Linked DNA regions of Mus musculus: region 1 is linked to region 2. Evidence: chromatin contacts called from ENCODE POLR2A ChIA-PET data. All regions are on one chromosome and are shown on one strand. Each heading gives the region's core, a stretch centred on a gene start or an enhancer-like site at or near the end of the contact. The rest is flanking DNA. Distances are from core to core; before and after follow the strand shown.

Region 1 (3,588 bases), core at 827-3,326, 130 kb before region 2:
AATTTCTTGATTTTGGGATAGGCAAGATGACCAGACATTTATGTCCCATCTCATGCAATCATCCCTGATCTAGGTCAGGATGCCTGGGATCAGGCAGTTTGTTTACTTAATAGGCCTAAAGGAGACAGTCCAAAAGCACCCCCCAGCCCCCAGGGACAAGTTTTCTCTGTGTAGCCCTGGCTGTCCTGAACTATAAACCAGGCTGGCCTCAGTCAATCTCAGGTCTACCTCTTCTGCCTCCCAAGGGCCGGGATTAAAGGTGTGTGCCATCACCACCCAGCTGCCAAAAGGTTTTTAAGATGGGTGAAACAAAAACAAGGTAAATCCAGGAAGCAGGGCCTAGCCATAGACTTAGGTGTGGGAAAGGACGGTAAAAGCCAATGCCCGGTCTCTGAACATGTTATTACAACGCTGCACATTATTTTTTGTGTTTAAACCAGGTTTCTGCAGGGCTGACAGTTCACGCCTACATTTCTTACACTTGGGTCTTTGCGAGTATGACAACCCGAGTTGGCTCCCTGAACCCACAGGGCAGAGTCCACTCCTGAAAGGTTCCCTTTGACTTTTGTAAGCATGCTGTGGCTATACACACACACATAGAATTTTTAAAATGAGAAAAAATTGGCAGCTGGAGTATGGCTGGCTCAGTGGTTGAGAGGGCAGCACTGGCTGCTCTTCCAGATCTGAGGATCCCACCTGGTACCTAACAACTGTCAGTAACTCTAGTTCCAGGGGATGTGATGCCACAGCCTTCTGGCCTCTGCAGGCAAAACATCTACATGTACAAAAGACAAACATTAAAAAAACTTAGGGAAAATCCTTAAAGTATCAAACCAGACAAAACATTGCAAAGGCTTGTAGATCAGCGGGAGTGCCTGCCCCAGCATGTGTGAGGCCTTGGATTCAGTCCTTCGCACTACCCACAATTTAAAACTAGCTCAACACCTATTACCCTTTGGTACAGTAGTTTCGATGACTGTTTGGAAAATAACCAGGCTTTCAACCTAAACACATAAAAACTGTTTGCCGGCCCACATTCTAAAAACCATGAATTTCTTGTGTACAGTCAACGCTCCAAAGAGGAGGCTAGCTTAGTCATTAGATCTGAGATCTTCAACTTTTTTGTTTGTTTGTAGACAGGGTTTCTCTGTATAGCCCTGGCTGTCCTCGAACTCAAGAAATCTGCCTGCCTCTGCCTCCCGAGTGCTGTTTGTTTGTTTGTTTTTTTAAACAAACAACGGTTTCTAGAAAGCTATCGAATTAAAATCACCTTAAACTATCTTTTCTCCAGTCTTCCCCATCACCTGCAGCTCTCCAAAACTGTCTGTCACGTGCCAAAATGGAAGACTGCATCAAGACATTTTCCTTGCTGGTCAGAGGTTTCCTTTTGGGGTATAGAGGCTGCTGAAGTTTTGAATTAACCGGAATATGGTGTGTCCCGAAGGCCGGGTTCTCACTCTCAGGAGCACACGAGGCACCAGAGTATGGGGCAGCAGAGGGGCAGGCAGCCAGTGGGTTTCTGCAGAGGAGCCTGTGTACCGGCTGGGAGGTGAGCGACGGGGCGTCCAGCCTCTGCTGGGCTGTGCACTCCTGAGAATGCCTGACTCCTTCAAAGGCTCGGTCTATAGCAGCAGTCAGCTCCTTTCTGCATCTTCGTAGTTTTTCAGACATTTCCCTAAAAGCGACCATGCTTTCTTTTATTAAGTGATAATTGTAAATGCACGGAGCAACGGGAAAATGATGCTTCTATACAGGAGGCTGGGATTCAACCTCGATTTCGAGTATGACCTACGGTTATACAACATCATCCTTCGTTCTTTTCCTCGGAGGGGCGGATCACCCGCCATTCTCAGAGGACCCAGGGTCACGGGATTCTCAGAGGACCCAGGGTCACGGGGGAGGGCCCGAGACGCCCCGCCTCACCGCCCAGAGCTTCCTTAGCCTGTAGGCCGCTAAGCCTTTTCCCTCCACCCACTACTGCGCCCAGTTGCTGTCTGGGCCCCCAAACTATGGCCAGCCTAGACAGGACGGGGCCCCGTTGAGTCCTCACCCAGCCGTTGCCGCACAAGAGTGCCCAACGGTCACTGAGTCCACGTTCCAAGACCAGCGATTCCCAACCCCCACCTACTAGGTTAAAGGTCGAGGTGAAGACTCACATGACCCCAATGGGAACAAAGGCCCTAGAGCTGGCCTGTTAGGTTGCCGGCTTTGCCACTAGGGGAGTAAGGGAAGGGTTAAGGAAGAGAATCCGGTCTGGAGAGGGTCTATTACCGAAAAAGTATTTTCTTAAACCTTATTAACTAGAATGTTTGGAGATCTGAAAAATACCCATTGTGTTCTTCTGAAGCTAACGTGGAGAAACAATGCCACACACTGCACCCAGTTTTATGAATAGACTTCTTTTAAGGGAGAGCTAATGAAAGTTCCACATAGAATCACTTTATCAAGGGCAGTGGGGGACAAAACAGAACTTCTAGGAGTCTGTGAGAAACTGAAAACAATAGCCCAATACTAACTTCATTTCATAACCGGGAAGGCGGCTGGAAAATTCTGAGAGAACAAGAGAATAGAAACGGGTTTCAGAGACAGTTTAGAAAACTATAAGCCCATCTCAATGAACAGCAAAGAACTAGAGGACAACATCAAATTTGCTGGAGGCTTGGTTTACTGTGGCCAGACTACTGGGGTGAGCAGTGTGGGCACCAGAATCCAAAACCCAGTTCGGAGCAGCCCTGCAGGTGGGTCTTCATGGCTGCACCATGCTCATTGCAGGGTCTTCCTCTCCACTCTTTGGAATCCATGAGACACATGCCACTGTGCACCAAACCCCAGCCCACAATTGAGCTCCACAGGTTTTTCTCTCACCACCCGTTTAAAAGAAAAAATAATCCAGCCTCTTAACATAGAGCCCTTCTCAGAAAGCAGGGTTTCTCTTTCCTTCCTCTTCTCATAAAAGGAGGTAATGTCCTCATCTGGTTTGAGATTGATATGAGCAGTCTTCAAGAGTGCCACAGATATTCTCCTGGGGGAGGATGCTGGTGTTGGGAGGGTGGCAGGGTCACAGAGGCCACATCAGTTGGTGTCCATGTTGTAAGCCTCCTCATCCCCCATGCCCTGGTGTGAGCTGCTCAGCTTCACCCCTCCATCAGAACCGGGGAAACTGCCGAGCGAAGATGTGCTGGAGCATTCGTCATCCCGACGCTGATAGAACAACACGTAGGCGGCTTTCGTCTAAAACACAAGGAATGGGGTCCATTCACTGATAATAAACTCACCCCACCCCTTTCCTAGCACCTGTGATCCCAGCAAGGCGAGGGGGGCCTGACAGGAGGATTCTTTTTCCAAGGTCAAGGCCAGCCTGGGCTTCAGAGTGAAACCCTATCTTAAAAAAAAAAAAAAGCAATCTTAAACTGAATGTGGGGATGGATATCTGTAATACCGGCACTCAAGAAGCAGAGGTAGGAGAATTACCCTAAGTTTGAGGCTACAAACTTACAAAATGAGTTTCAGAGCAGGCAGAGATATAGAGATACTATCTCAATAAACAAGCACACTCACTGAGTGACTGAGTGGACAGCTGTACTCTCG
Region 2 (3,186 bases), core at 331-2,830:
AAGAGCAGTCAGTGCTCTTAACCGCTGAGCTATCTCTCCAGCCCTATATCTTATGTTTTTATTGTGCTTGGAGTTGGTTCTTTCTTTTCACCATGTGGGTTGTGGGGACCCAACTTAAGTCATCAGTAATGTCTTTACTGTCTAAGTAATCTCTGAAGCCCTTGATTAGTTTTTGAGACAAGGTATCACTCTATAGCCCAAACTGGCCTGGAGACTCATTATGCGACCTTGACTGGCCTTCAATTTACAGCAATCCTTAAGTCGCAGCTTTATGAGTGTAAAGATTACAGACGGCAGCAACCATGGCCAGCTCATTCTCAGCCTTTCTAAAATGGTACAGTCTTAAAGTCAGAATCTGAGAAGCCATTAACTCTTCAGTTTATTAACATCCAAGGGATGGCCTGCTCTTGCTCTCCTGGATTTTAGTTCCTCTTCCTTTTCTAGGCTCTATGAGTTAGTCACGTAAGAATTGAGAAATTGCAAACAGGTATTTGAGGTAGGGCATTTCTTCCTGAAAATTTTTTCTCCTAGACTCTTCTGAAGAGAACTGCCCGTCCTTTAGGCAGGAATCCCAGGCTGAGTAGCCGCCGGGTCTGTATTCAGAATGAGTTTACTGATAACAGCTTGTGTCTGAAACTCCAGCCTGGCCCTAGGCCAAAGAGGAATGGATTCCTTCTAGCAGTGTGGGGTCAGTTAGGAAGGGAGCAGAGCCTACCACAGTTCTGATTTCCACAGGTATTATGCACTGTCAGGTTTAGTAACTTGTTAAATCTCCAGTCTCTGGAGTTTGGGCCCTCTGGTGAGCCCAGGAGAGTTAAGAACTACTTTAGGACCCTCCATAAATGGGGGAGGCCAGATTCTAGCAGTAACCACCCATCTAAAGAATGTGGGCCACCGGGGGGTGAGTGACCTGTGCTAGCGGGTCAGAGCTATTTTGAGCTCCAGAGGAGGCATTGGATTTTAGCTTTCCAAGGAGGGGGAGGGGAAGCCTGTTGTATGGCCAGCACTAAAGAAATGGGTTACCTTCCTGCCCACCCACCCGGATCTGGCCTTAGTTTCTCCATCCATATTAAGGAGAGGGTAACAAGGCCTCTCTTCCTTTGCAATTGGGAGGGCGCTTCCTGAGTGTTTGAATGGTTTAGATACCGCTTGCGTTTTGCTCGAAGGAAATTAGGGGGCAGCTGTGTGGTGGCTTGTTGTGGCCGGACCGGTTCGCCGGCCTGTCCATACCTCGATTTATTCTTCGGGAGAAGTTGGGAAAGGTGCCCCTCCCCCACCCCAGCTAGCAAGCGCTCCCAGCTACCCGGACTGGCTAAGGCGTGTCCCGGGACCCACTTGGTCGACTTCGGGGGCGGGGCCTCTACGTCGGGGCGTGGCTTTTGGGGCGGGGGCGTGACAGGCCAATGGGCAGAGAGGTGCGGGACGGGGCGGGGCCTGTGCGCGGGTGCGGCGCGCTGCGGGGCTAGCGACGCAGGCAGAAGCGGGCCGCGCGCTGAAGGCTAGTCGGCGCCGCTCCGAGTCGGCCGTGGGATTGGCTGCGGCACTCGCGTGTCAGGCGGTTGCTAGGCTCCGGCCGCGCGCCCCGCCCTCGCGCTCGGCGCCCTCTCACCGCTCGGTACGTGATCGCGCGGAGGCTGCGGCGCGGCGCTCGCGCTCCTGGGGCTCGGGGGCGGCAGCGGCGGTAGCTTCGCGCGGAGTCCCCGGGGAGTGGCGGCGGTGTCCCTGGGCCCGGAGGAGCGAACACCTGCCGCGGCCTGCCCGTGGTGCTGGGTGAGTGCGCCTCCCGCCTCTGCCTCCCGGTGCCTGCCTGCTGGGGCCGGGATCCCCGCTGCAGCCGACCGAGCCTTCCGCGGAACACCTGCTGCTGCTCCCTTTCGGCCCGGGGCGGGGACACGGCCACGGACGTCCTTGCGGGTGAGGAGGCGGCGCCGCCGCCGTCCGTGCGGAGCCGCCCCTCGGCTCTCCGTCCGGTAGCTGAAGGCTGAGGCCGGAGCTGCGCGCCGCGGCGACGGGCCAGGCCTCGGCCCCGGCCCGCGCTCCCGGGAACGCGGGGCCTGTGCATCGGCCGCGGGCGTGTGCGGCCTGCGGGCTGCCTCCGGGTTGCCAGTGGGGGTCGCGGCCCAGTTAGGAGGCATCTCTACTGTGGGGCTCCTGCCAGAGGCTGGGAAGGGCGCCGCCCCCGCCTCTTGCTTTGAGCTGCTCCGAGTCTTGGGGTTCTTTCCTCCCCCTCGGTTGCGCTTCTGTGGGAGACTCCTTTACTACCTTTGCAGTGGGTATTTGGGAAATCAGGTTCACTTGCGAGTATATTTGGAAAATGTTCCCAGAGGGAACACCATGTTGACTCAGAGTCCTTTGCTATAACTCCCAAGTTCATTTATTGACAAACTCAACGGGCAATTAAAAACACACCTCTTAATCTCTACAATTTGAGAAGCTTTTGTTAAGTTGAATTACATCAAGATTAGTTTTCGTGGTGATGACGAAGTTTTGACTGGTCCGCCTAGTCTGGGACAGTACCTTTATAGCCTAGAGGTCTAACTTGAGAGTCCAGCCTGCTGTTTCCCTAAATAAGCGAGTAGAAGTAGTTCTTGGCGTGGAAGCCAGACTCGTGAAGTGAGGGTGGTGTTTATAGAACATAACTCCAGCTAGAGTTGGGTGTGCTTCCAGATGTTTTGGAATCTGATGGAGATGGGGTGTTGCAATCATATTAGTATATATTGTGCTTAATGAGCAAGAGACATACTTTCAGAATGTTCTAGTTTAGAAAAAGAATTCCACGGTAACGGGTTGTACAGATCGATGGTTTAAATATGGAGAATTGAAGTTCTTTTTGCCTTGAAGTCAAGGACATGGTCAGCGTGCTTAAAGGACATAGGGGCTATTGGAGAAATCAGATCTCACTAGGGAGTTAGTTGCAAGGCGTGTGGGATCCTGTGTGAAGGTAGGAGTAAGTAGCACTATGCAGGCAGCACCGGGTGGGAATGTGCAAGCATTGTTGATATGTACCTCTGTTGAAATTGTCACCGGACAAGTCCTCATCATTCTAAAAAACCTGATTTGACAAGATGCATTCATTTAGTAAATGTTTGACTTTACTCCCTGGGGACTTCTGGGTAGGACTTGGGGGCCCATGTAATACATCTTGCTTTGTCCTTAACTGATTTTGGGTTCAGTGAATGAGAATCA

Evidence for each region. ChIA-PET counts read pairs that join two places held with the same protein, here RNA polymerase II (POLR2A).
Region 1: POLR2A ChIA-PET joins it to region 2 with 13 read pairs in embryonic stem cell. The contact joins the promoter of 1700102P08Rik here to the promoter of Dag1 in region 2. POLR2A ChIA-PET finds 5 or more read pairs at or near these places in 3 of 5 experiments (Patski and embryonic stem cell).

What each region holds. Positions count from the first base shown.
Region 1 is chr9:108,391,322-108,394,909 of GRCm38, reverse strand. It overlaps 1700102P08Rik (RIKEN cDNA 1700102P08 gene), which reads right to left and starts at 2,076. Exons shown (of 4, transcript NM_053216.2): 1 at 2,051-2,076; 2 at 1,271-1,675. The coding sequence starts at 1,671. It overlaps Usp4 (ubiquitin specific peptidase 4 (proto-oncogene)), which reads right to left. Exons shown (of 22, transcript NM_011678.2): 22 at 2,381-3,231. The coding sequence ends at 3,073.
Region 2 is chr9:108,262,209-108,265,394 of GRCm38, reverse strand. It overlaps Dag1 (dystroglycan 1), which reads left to right and starts at 1,580. Exons shown (of 4, transcript NM_001276482.1): 1 at 1,580-1,770.